Linked DNA regions of Homo sapiens: regions 1 and 3 are each linked to region 2. The links are chromatin contacts, found by Hi-C or POLR2A ChIA-PET in ENCODE. All regions are on one chromosome and are shown on one strand. Each heading gives the region's core, a stretch centred on a gene start or an enhancer-like site at or near the end of the contact. The rest is flanking DNA. Distances are from core to core; before and after follow the strand shown.

The links. Hi-C counts contacts between places; a loop is a spot of excess contacts on that map. ChIA-PET counts read pairs that join two places held with the same protein, here RNA polymerase II (POLR2A). Pooled maps may share reads with other maps.
Region 1: a map with no recorded cell type shows a loop between it and region 2 (4-fold over the local background). The contact joins two enhancer-like sites. A Hi-C loop is called at or near these places in 5 of 37 single-sample maps with no recorded cell type and 3 of 50 pooled maps. POLR2A ChIA-PET finds 5 or more read pairs at or near these places in 1 of 52 experiments (WTC11).
Region 3: a pooled map shows a loop between it and region 2 (8-fold over the local background). The contact joins two enhancer-like sites. A Hi-C loop is called at or near these places in 5 of 37 single-sample maps with no recorded cell type and 4 of 50 pooled maps. POLR2A ChIA-PET finds 5 or more read pairs at or near these places in 1 of 52 experiments (BJ).

Annotation. Positions count from the first base shown.
Region 1 is chr3:45,551,798-45,555,595 of GRCh38, reverse strand. No RefSeq gene overlaps it. Among named protein-coding and RNA genes, the nearest start is that of LIMD1, 41 kb to the left of the region's middle. RefSeq lists enhancers at 712-761, 2,022-2,121, 3,174-3,798. Within about 2 kb of position 1,740, at least 23 of the 41 ENCODE cell types and tissues checked have a DNase peak (open chromatin) inside an H3K27ac peak, as active enhancers do.
Region 2 is chr3:46,091,600-46,095,343 of GRCh38, reverse strand. No RefSeq gene overlaps it. Among named protein-coding and RNA genes, the nearest start is that of XCR1, 66 kb to the right of the region's middle. Within about 2 kb of position 2,448, at least 5 of the 41 ENCODE cell types and tissues checked have a DNase peak (open chromatin) inside an H3K27ac peak, as active enhancers do.
Region 3 is chr3:46,925,746-46,929,765 of GRCh38, reverse strand. The region is part of intron 2 of CCDC12 (coiled-coil domain containing 12); the gene reads left to right. Among named protein-coding and RNA genes, the nearest start is that of CCDC12, 49 kb to the left of the region's middle. RefSeq lists an enhancer at 2,161-2,540. Within about 2 kb of position 2,770, at least 22 of the 41 ENCODE cell types and tissues checked have a DNase peak (open chromatin) inside an H3K27ac peak, as active enhancers do.

The DNA of each region.
Region 1 (3,798 bases), core at 491-2,990, 540 kb after region 2:
CAGGAAGGGAAGCCCATGAGAATCAAGACCAGGCCTCTGACCTCCTCCTCTCTCCCTCCCTGGATAGCCAATGCACCCCACAGGACTGCCTCAGGACTCACCTTTTCCTGGCAGGCCAGGGAGACTGGCAACTCCTCTTCCTCTGGAGGCTGCTCCTCAGGGCACTGGAGGGCGGAGAGGCTGCCTGTTCCCTGTCCACATCCCCATCAGGATGTGGCACTGGCTCCCAGGCTTACCCAGGCCAGGGTGGGGCTTCTGCCGGAGCAGAAGGGAGGCCAGGTGGCCTCAGGCAGGTTACCTGATATTGCCAAGCCTGTTTCCTCATCTGTAAAGTGAGCACTCCTCACACATGGCTGGTGAGGATTCCATGGGATGAAACACGTCCTCCTAAGAGTGCTGGATGACCGAAGAGTAGTGCACTCACTGTGCGCCCTGCGCTGTCCGGAGCCTGTTACACACACATTGCTTCAGTGCACCCTCACAAGGCAGAGGTTGGAGCCATTCTCTCCATTTCACAGAGGAGGAAACAGAGGCACAGAAAGGTTAAGGAGCCTGCAAAGATCTCATGGTTCATAAACAATAGAGCCCAGACAAGTTCCTGAAAGCCCCCTCACCCTCTGGGCCATCTGTCAAGCTCAATCTGTGGCACAAAGGGAGTAGGTCCCTGTCTGTACAAACAATCAAAAAAAATTAGCTGGGTGTGCTTGTGCATGCCTACGGTCCCAGCTATTAGGGAGGCTGAGGCAGGAGGATGACTTGAGCCTGGCAAGTTGAGGCTGCAGTGTCATGACACTGTACTCCAGCCTGGGTGACAGAGTGAGACCTTGTCTAAAAAAAAAAAAAAAGTAACACTCAATATACCATGGCCATTACATATGATTATTATTACTACGCTTTTTATTAATCATACAGAAGACTCCCACCAGAGGTGGGTGCTGTCAGGGGAGGGGTGCACCTGTAGTTGGAGGCCTCAGGTGGGGGAGCCCCATGTGAGCACATGTGGAAATGGGGGCAGCCTTCCTGTTTCACTGTCCACCTTGGCCCCAGGCCCAGGCACTTCCCTAACAGCTGTGACTCTGATGAACTCTCAAGACTACGTTGCCCTCTCCACCTCCACAGCCACATGGTGTGAGGCACGTTCTTCTGTCAGGCAAAAATAAATTACCTTCCCCCAAAGCAGGCCCTCAGCTGTGTGGTGTGTATGAATGTGTGGTATGTGGTGTATACGTGTGCATGTGTGTGGTGTGGTGTAGGTGGTGTATGGTGTATGTAGTGTGTGGGGGGGGTGGGGTGGGGTGTGTGTGTGTGTTGGGGTGAGGTGTGAGTCTCCTAGACCAGAGCACAGTGAGGCTTCTGGGGAAGTGTCACATTTCCACCCTGAATGAGCAGCCATGACCTTTTAGGAGCAGGAATCTGGAGAATTTCCCAGGTTTCCTGCAGGGCATCTGGGAAGCCTGACTTTCTCTACCTTTCAAAATGTCCTGACACCCCCTAAAACAAAATACTCCAAACTGTCTCACAAACCAATGTGTTAGCCTCACAGAAGAAGGAAGGTGGGGAGAATTGGGGACCAATAAACAAACCCTCGGAGTAAACCCGGTATTTTATAAAATGGCACAAAGCACGTCCGTGACTTCACACATCTCCATGCAAAGTCTCGAGCAAGGGGCAGGCACCATCCCAGTTTGGCAGGCAACAAGAGTCTGTGATTGCTCTGCTATTTTAGACTCACAGCAGCTGTCACAGATTTAGAAGCCAAACAGCTGTGACTCAGGAGTAGCTGCAAAACAAGGTGGTTAGCAGACACCTGAGATACTTAGAAGGTAACTTAGGTGTACACTGACAAGCAACAATTCGAAAACAAAGATTGTCCATGTGGCAGAGGCAGCCAGCTGCCCTCCAAGATCAGGCCCCCCTTCCCTCCTGCAGAGTTGCTGCTGGGAAGTGGCTACCCAGCCCCTAGCAATTGGCTGAGGCACGTGACTGAATTCTGGCCAAGAGGAAGTGGGCAGAAGTGATGTACACTGTTTCCAGACCTGGCCAAAGCCACTGTGACACTCCACCTCTCTCCCCCTTATCTGCGGGCTGGATTTGATGTCAGGGGCAACCATGAAAGCCAAGAGCTGAAGACTGTGTAGTCTGCACGAACCCTCCGTCAAGCTGGAACTGAACGGAACAGAACCTCCTCCCCTGTTCCCTTCTCTAGAGGATTAGACTCATGGGAAAGAGAAATAAAGTTTGCTGGGTCAGACCACTGACATTTGGGGGTTTATTTGTTATGGCTACATTAATTATCAGCTGATAATTAAAGCATGTTTATTGCTGAAGATGATTGGTAGACGAGATATTAGCAGACCACTAATTATTAGTGCATAACTGGTAATAATGAAGTAAATGATGACTAAGAGGTCTACTACATTCACTCAGAGGAAACTGACACCTAAGATGTTTACTGATGACTTAGATATTTGCTGATGACTCTGATGCTAGTAGTTAATTAAAATATTAATAGAAAACTAAAATATTTCCTGGAAACTATGATGTTAACTGAAAACTAAGAGTTAGCTGATAACTAATAATGGGGATATCTGGCGACACTTGCTTTAGGTTCCCTCTTCGCAGCTCTCAGCCTATGTCTGTGCAGTGGCTGCCCTCTTGTGCACTGACAAGTGAGTCTCTCTCTGAGTCCACCTGACAAAGCCCCTCTGGCCCAGTCTGGCCTTGATGATTGACAAACCAGACCCAATGAATGGCATCAATCTTTGGGTGCCTGCTTCCTCTATGGATCTCACAGTGTAAAGGACACATTATTCCTTTCTACACCCCCGCGACAGTGCCTGAGGAAGGGGAACCCCTCCCCTAAGATCTAGTTCTCCTCTGAGTTCTGAAGGCAGCCATGAGTATGCAGCAGCAGATGTGGTAGGTGAGGCCTCCCTTGGATGGGACCAGGGCTGAACCCTCCTCAATTAATCCCAGATGGGGCTCTTCTATTGTTTGTGGAAAAGATGATCTGCGGAAGACACAGATGGGGCTGCTGAGATGCCAAGGAGTGCTTATCATCGGGGAGGTCTAGAACAGGTCTCCCCTCTCCCCTCTGCCATGGGATTTTCCTCACAGTAGGTGGAGTTGAGCAAGGATGGCTTCCTGGCTTCTAGGTCCCAGGGATGGTGTCCAAAGGAGGCTCTGTCTGCCAGGGGTGATGGCTCCCTGGGAGCCGTCAGTCCCAGGCTGAGAGAGAGCCGACCCCACATGCTGAATTGGGTGCCTCAGAACTTCAGGGATGCATTCAACCAGGTGTGTGCCCACAGCGAGCCAACGTTCACAGATACACATGAGGAAGTGTGGTTTTGGCAGGCTCTAGGGCATTTGGGGAACAACTGGAGAGAAAGCTATAAATAAGGACCATCTGGGAAAATTCAGGAGGTTCAAGGGCTGGTTTGCATAAAGGTCTTTGGGAACCAGCGAGGTGGAGCAGAGTGGGATCACGGCTCTGCCACCTTCTTGTGTGTGGTCTTGGGCAAGGCTCCTTATGTGGCAAAGCACTTAGAACAGGGCCTGGCCCATAATTAGTCCTCAGAAATGATAGATATTATTGTTGTAATGTCGGGAGATTGCAGCCCATGGCCCCTGTATACAGGGTGTCTGTCTTAGGTGTGCTCTTCCAGAGGCTGAATAAGAACTGAAATTCAAGTTCAGGGCTTAAGGCACAGGGAGATGAGTCATGGGGCATTGGGTTCCAGCAGTCCTGGTCACCACCTCCCCTCCAGGGCCTCATTATCTCTGCACAGCTGCCTCCAG
Region 2 (3,744 bases), core at 1,199-3,698:
TAGTGATGTCCCCCTTCCTGGCTTGCAGATGGCCAGCATCTCAGTATGTGTTCCTATGACAATTCTTTGTGTGTGCACACTTGAAGAGAGAGTTTCAGTGTGTCCTCTTCCTCTTCTTTTAAGGGCACTAATCCCATCATGACTTCATCTAAACCCAATTACCTCCCAAAGTCCCCACCTTCCAAATACTATCACATAGGAGGTTAGGACTTGAACATATGAATTTGGGGTGAGGGACACAAACATTCAGTCCATAACAACCTATGTCTCTGATTCTCTCTGCATATTGGACTCATTCTCTCAGTCCAGCTGTCCCCACAAAGTCAAAGCCATGCCTGCAGGCAGCTCTGAACCAACAATGGCAGGGAGGAGAATCAGCATCCTCACCAGCTCCAGGTGGAAAAAAATCCCAGAGAAGGCTCGTGATTGGCTTTGTGGGCCCACTTGCCCATTCCTGGCCAATTGCTTTGGCCAAAGGGATGAGGCCACTGTGATTGGCCCAGGCAGATCGTGTGTTCATCCTCACACCACAGGGATGGTTGGATTGGTGAAAAAGCAGCTTTCCCCCAGAATGGGAAGGCTGTTGTAGGCAAGCCAAGCAATGAATGCCCATTGCAAAGGGAGCTGGAAGTGGTTAAGGGATGAAGCAAGGGCTGTGCTAAATGGAACTATTGGCCAGTCTCTGTAAGATGCCTGGGGCTGCTTAGAAATACTTTAGGGGACTTACTTTGCAAGGAGCTGAAATCATGAAATAACATGTTGTAAACCAAAGAAATGTGTTCATTACTGTTAATATAGGGGCTGAAGTACCCTGGTACTATGATATCTGCAATTTACTTAAAAATATATTGGCACTGAAAATGTAATCTAAGTGTGGGTGTAGCCTTTTAAATCTTCACTCCAGAGGAAGCCAGTTGCCCTAATCAAGACAACTCCAGGGTGGTAATTAGAGTGTAATCGGAAGGCCATACCCCAGACGGACACCCACAAGTGCTTCAGCTGTCTTCTTCTCTGATTAGTGCCAGCAGTTTTGTTCATTAATATAATGAACATGGACATGAGTTTTCATCAGTGAAGCATGAAACTCCACAGCAAGAAACTCCACAAACTTACATGAACAGGCCATTCGAATCTAATGGGCCTTTCTTCCTCCCTACTTAGGAATGTCACCCACGACATTTGTGTCAGCTTCTGGTTCAGGAGAATGCGGGCCAACCTCAGTCTGACTAGATGGTTCACCAATCCTACTACTAGACTGTTGTGATATTTGCCTTAACTGAACCTCTCTTTCATGCAAGATCTCGTTGGAACCTCCTAAAGAACAGAGATGCTGGACTTTATCACACTCAGGAGGTGACTGATGTGAGCCTGCTTGCTAATAAATGTCTGTTTTGGGGGGAAGAATTCAGTCTGAGACTTGCTTTTATGGTAACCTGCAGTGAGGCTGTGAGGAGGAGCTGGCCCTAAACACCTACTACAATGGTGGCTGCTTTTATTAACCAAAAAGAACCTCCCAATTGTACAAGATCAAATTGGGAAGTAGAAGGTGCCCTTGTAAGCTCAGTGTGTGTGTGGGTTGGGGAAGACAGTTTTCATCAGAAAGATCTATCATCCGTCATGTCTCAGGGTCACAACCACTAAGTCAGGAAGCCAGCCCCCAAATAGGTGGGGAAAGGGTTTTGGGTCTAAGGCAGGGCCCATTCTAGAGAGACTAGGGAATGAGCAGATTTCCATGAGGAAGAGAGAGAAGACCCAGGAAGTGAGGCAAAGGCCTAGCAGCCAGAACTGGAGCACAAGATTGGAACCAGAGCAATGAGAGGACCTCCATGGAGGTGAGCCATCCAGAATCCAGCAGGAAGGACCATGAGTATGGTTTTGGCTGTCACAATAAGAAGGCTAGAGAGACCCGGAAGCAAACCAAGCCTGACAGCCCTCCATCCATCTGAACAACACCCCAAAACTACCATGAGGAAATGCAAGGAGGTCAGAATTTACAATGCCTAACTCTTTATCAAGAACCTTGAACCATCATGTTTCCCTTCCAATGATCAGTATTTTCATGGTCATTGCAAAGACTATCAAGGAAATACCTTTGTAGCTGCTGGCATGAGGATTTCTTTGAGGAAAAAGGGCCTTTGAGAAGCCCACTTCTCAAAGAGTCAAAGGGAGCTTCCAGCCTGGACTTTGGGCTGTTCCCATATTTTCTGTGGAAGGAAAGAGATTTTCCATAGCATGAAGTAGAAACAAGGATCAGAGCTGGGTGCTGTGGGAAAGGCCAGGGAAGAAGAGGGGAGGCACTGCCATAGCCCAGGGAAGGTTTCAAGGGGTTTGCGAGACACATTATGTGTGAGGTTAGCTTTCCCTGGGTCCCTCTATTAAAATATGTAGCAAATTCTCACTGCTTATTTATGCATGTGCGCTTCCTACTGCCCAGGTGTTGAAACTGACCTAAGACAATTTGGTCATGCACAACCACAAAGTTCCTTTTGGTTACTATCAGCTGCCACCATCAGATAAGAGTGGAAACTCACCCACTCCCCTGCTATCTCAATCCAAGTTACCCCAGGAGCAAGGCTCAGAATGAATTCTGTCCTAAATAAAAACATTTATTAGCAAGCAGGTAATGTTTTCAAATGCAAGAGAATTGTTTAGAGCCACAAAGAGATGATGAGGATGAAAACAGAGACCTTAACCAAACATAAGCACATGTCTCAGTGAGAAGATATTAACTTTTTCTAACTATATTTATTTATGCACACCTGTTACTTCATTCAAACACTTATTGGAGACAGGAACAACTTGTGTTGCTTTCAAAATCCCCATGGGACCTCACTCTCCAAACAGCAGGGGTAAAATAAGATAAAACATGAACCTTGAGTGCATACAAAGGAGCCTTGTGCATTGTGAAACATTAGTGATGATTCTTTGTTCTGTGAAGGTTTAGACATTGCAGGGGTAATTATGGGATGTTGCACCTCCCAAACCAAGCACTTTCCCCCAAGGTCTACCAGGATGATCTGCAAGAAGACTCCCTCACAAAGACACAAAGGGAACCGTGGGAGTGGCAGGCTTCATCTGTCTAGCTGCAGGTGCAAGGAGGAAGTCTACTCCAGCAGGAAAGTTTAGGTGTCTGGAATCTGCATAGTTCAATAACTGCTGTGGTTTGAATGTTTGTCTCTTCCAAAAGTCATGTTAAAATTTAACCCCCAGTGCAACACTGTAGGGAGGTAGGGCCTGAAGTAACGTCTTTAATCATGGGGGCTCGGCTCACATGAATTGATTAATGCCTCTGAAAAACAGGCTCAAGGGAATGGGTTCATTCTCTTTTTTCCCTTCCACCATATGATGCCTTCTGCCACGTGATACCTTCTACTTTGCAATGACACAGCAAGAAGACACTCACCAGATGACTTGATTTGGACTTCCCAGGCTCTGGAATTATGAGCCAATAAATTTCTGTTCATTATAAGTTACCCAGTCTGTGGTATTCTGTTATAAAAGCACAAAACAGATTAAGACAGTAATAGACAAAAAAACAGATGAGCATATAGCACTTGGGCCCAACCAGACATATGCTAAGAGGGGCAGAATTCAGCACTCAACAAAGAAGACTCCAGGAGTAGTGATTCTCTGAAATCCAGGAGGATAAGCAGCAGGTGAGAAGGCACCTGGGACAACAGTGGGTTACAAGGCTATAGCCATCAGCGTGAAATTTTGGAAGCAGAGAGGACTCCAGCCCTGAGC
Region 3 (4,020 bases), core at 1,521-4,020, 830 kb before region 2:
TGTGAGCCACCATGCCCAGCCAAGACCCCCATCTCTTGAAAAAAAGTCAGTCCTAGAGATAACCACTGTCAACATTTTTGTTGTTTTTATTTCTTTTCTTTTAGCTAGAGCTAGTACCTTCTCCCCTTAGCAACTTCCTCATTCTAAAATGGGGGTGGCAGAACCATTGTTTGGCTCCAGTTGTCCTCAGAAAGGTGGCTTCCAGATGCCAGTGACTGCTGGTGAGTGCAGGCTGCTTCAGTATTTCCTGGCCAGCTGACAAGGTGTTAGGTGTTGGCCTGCCCTACTGCTCTGGCTGGCACCATCTCGTCACACCCTGCCCAGTCTCCAAGAGCTGTGGTGGCCCCGGACACTGTAAGGCTATGGGAGCTCCTAGGATAGCAGCCTGGACCTGCTTTGTGTGTGAACCTGTTGTCCTACTATTTGTTTCTTGACTTTCCTTTTTTATCTCCATTCTTGTCTCCTTTTGGATTTTTTTGTTTTTAATTATTCCACTTTCTTCCTCTGTTAACTTGTTAATTGTATGCTGTTTTCCCTTTCTTTTAGTGATTTCCACAGGCATAACAACATACATCCTTAACTTATCAAAGTCTAATAGAAAATAGTAGTATTTTTACCATTTCCTCTACAGTGCTTAGGACCTTAGAACACTTTAAGGCTATTTGCCACTCTGCCTTTTACACTATTGTTGCTATATTTTAAATACTATAAGTTGTTATTACTCTTTTATACAGTCAATATTCATTTAAATTCTCTTTTCCCCCTGCTTTTTTTTTGAGACAGGGTCTTGCTTTGTCACCTAGGCTGGAGTGCAGAGTGTGATCATAGCTCTCTGCAGCCTTGAACGCCTGGCTCAAGCAATCCTCTTGCCTTAGCCTCCGAAGTAGCTGGGATTACAGACACAAGCCATTGTATTTACCCTTTCTGAGGCATTTTATTTTTTCCCTGCAATTCCATGTTTCCGTCTGAGATCATTTTCCTCTAGCCTAAAGTATTCCTTTTAGTATTTCTTGAATAACGGATTCACTGATAACTGATTCTCCTAACCTTTCTTTGTCTGAAAAAGTCTTTCTCTTGAAGGCTTCTTAACTAGATTTAGAATTTTGTGTGACATTTATTTTGTCCACACTTCTGAGATACCATTTCATGGTCTTATGGTTTCCATAGTTGCAGTTGAGAAGTCAGTAGTCTGTTTTAGTTTCTGCTTAAACACACTTTTTTTTTTCTCTCCAGGCCCATGAGATTATATGAGGTTGGTGCAAAAGTAATTGTGGTTTCTGCCACTATGTTCAATGGCAAAAACCACAGTTATTTTTGCATCAACCTAATGGGAAGCTCTGCTCAGTCTCTCAGCTTTTCAGCTGCTGCATGTAAATAGACATGCTTTAAGGGGAAAGAGGGACGTGATGTCAGGCTCACTTTGTTGTACTTCCCTTATCTCCATGATTGCAGCCCCTGAAATCCTTGCTGTCTTGGTACTTCTCTAAAGCCATTTAAAATACATATATATACATTTTTTTTTTTTGAGACAGTCTGCAGCCTAGGCTGGAGTGCAGTGGTGCGATCTCAGCTCACTGCAACCTCTGCCTCCTCAGTTCAAGCGATTCTCCTGCTTCAGCCTCCTGAATAGCTGAGATTACAGGCATGTGGCACCATACCCACCTAATTTTTGTATTTTTAGTAGAGACCGGGTTTCGCCCTGTTGGCCAGGCTGGGCTCAAACTCCTGACCTAAAGTGATCCACCTGCTTTTATAAGGGAGGTTAAATCTTGGGCCTGTGTTGGAAAGGCCAGGTCCCCAAGCTGAACCCCCCCATGCTCCTTGACCTCTCCCAGAGACTCCTGTCCTTTGGTAGTGGTGGAATTCCGGGGGTGGGCAGTTAAGTGGGCATTAGGGAGGGGAAGTCTCTTAGCTCTCCACGCTAAGGGGACTGGAGGTCAGAGACTGCACCATTTTCACGCGATCACACAACAGTGGCTGCACATCAGATTAACCCTCCAAGAGTGAGTCTGGGGAGGGCGTGGACCCAGCTTGATAGAGCTGGATGCACCCAGCACAGCCGTAATGTTTCTAAATGTGGAAACTGAGGCCCAGAATGAGACCTTCCCATGGTGGTCGGGATCTAGATGTTCTTGGCTGCTTGGCCAGTGCTCCGCTCTGGGGGTGGCAGGGCACAGTGGGCGCAAGGCTCTGCTCCCGCCTCTTGCTTCTGGTTCACTCCTCCAGTTGGCCTTCTGAAGCCTCGGGCAGTGGGTGGGTCTGGAGGCATGGGTGCGTGTTGCTGCTGTGAGTTCTGGGTACAGTTCCCTGTGGCCTCTCCTCTCTCCTTCTGATTTCTCACAGAACCCTGGAGACCGTTTCTGAAAGCGACAGTTTTTTTTCTTACTAATCCCTGCAGTTTTCTTCCCACACCCAGTTTCTCTTCCTCATTTCTCCCCACCCTGTTGTGAACGAAAGCCTTTGCACCCAGTCATGCCCCACTTTGTCTCCCTGTACCTCTGTGACCTGACATGTACCTCCAGGCCCGAGGCAGGTGTTCAAGGATGGGGGACGGGGTGGGGTATCTCTGGGCCTTCTGGGAGTGCAGGTGGGCTTCCTCCACACAGGCTATGCTGGTACTGCCCCATCGCCCGCAGTGGTTCAGCCCAGCCCCAAGGCTCCAGGCTCAGGGGCCCTGGCAGGAAGGAAGGAGATGGTAAGTAAGCTGGGGGCAGGAAGCAGGTGGAGCCCTTAAATAGGAGAGTGAATAGCATCTGAAAGCCCCTGAGTCCAAAGCACTGCCGCTTGCTAGCTGTGTAGCCACAGACACCCCTGCCTCTGGGAAAGCTTGCTTTTGCAGGGCCTGAGGAAGTCAGCAGCACTTTTACCTGGTCCAGACAGAGGGCTTGGGAGATGGCAGACTGTGGGAGGCCTGTTGGGAAATTGTTTCCTGCCTTAGAGGCCCAGGACTTTTCTGAGGGACCACTGGTCAAGAACCGAAAGAGGTACTGGGGAAGGAGGAGGACCTGCGGCCTAGTCTCACCTGGCCAGCATCTGAGGGGCCACTCCTGCATCCCCTGGGGCTAGGGGTCTGTCCCACTGCCTCTGCCTTGCCTTTCTTAGACCCTGCAGCCCCCAGGACCTCTCGCCCTGCCGCCCTGTGGAGTTACCAGGGACACATTTTCCTGGGAGCCTGCTTCTGTGTGTGTGGGGCTAGGATTTGATGAGCCCCTGAGCCAGAGAGGACCCCAGTGAGTTCTTGGTTCAGCCACCCCTGCCTGAAAAGACTGAGGCAGGAAGAACATAAAAACATAGTAGCTAGCCGCAGCTCCTGCCGGGAGATTCTGGCCCCTTGTGGCTCCTCTCTCTTCATGGAGGCCTTTGGGGCTGTTCAGTTCTCACTGCTGTCCTGGTGGACTGTGGCCTTCCCAGCCTTGCACATGGTCATGCCTATTTTCACAGCCCTCACTGGCCACTCTCAACAGTCTTGGAGCTGAGTCAGCCTCTCGTGTGCTTTGTGCCTTGACCCTGTCCGCGTCATTGCAGGCCCAGGCGCCACCTCCTCCTGGAGTGTCTCCCCTCCACATTCCCACAGCTGTAGGCAGCCACGCCCCTCTGGAGCCCTCCAGCACCTGCTTCTCTGTCCACATGTCACTCCTCACTGCCACATGCCCCTGGCCCAGCACACCCAGATGCTTTTCTCTAAGTAGTTGAGGCGTATTCCATGGCATGAGCCCCAGGGCAGGAAGGCTCTGAAGAGGGGCCAGACTTGGGGAATTTGTGGGTGACCACTGGCCTTCTCTTTTGGGAATCACTCAGCCTAGGAGCTTTAGCCCTGGCTGGGAGTTATACATTGCCTTGAGCTAAGATGTGCAGCCACTGCTGTGTGATCCTATGAAAAGGGTACAGTCTCTCTGACCTCCAGTCCCCTTATCTGTCAAATGGGATGATCCAGGAGAGACACCCTGTGAATGCTCCCTAGGCGTCCTTGGCCCAGCTCTGGAAGAGAACCGTACTCCAACAGAGTAGACAGGGCCTCTG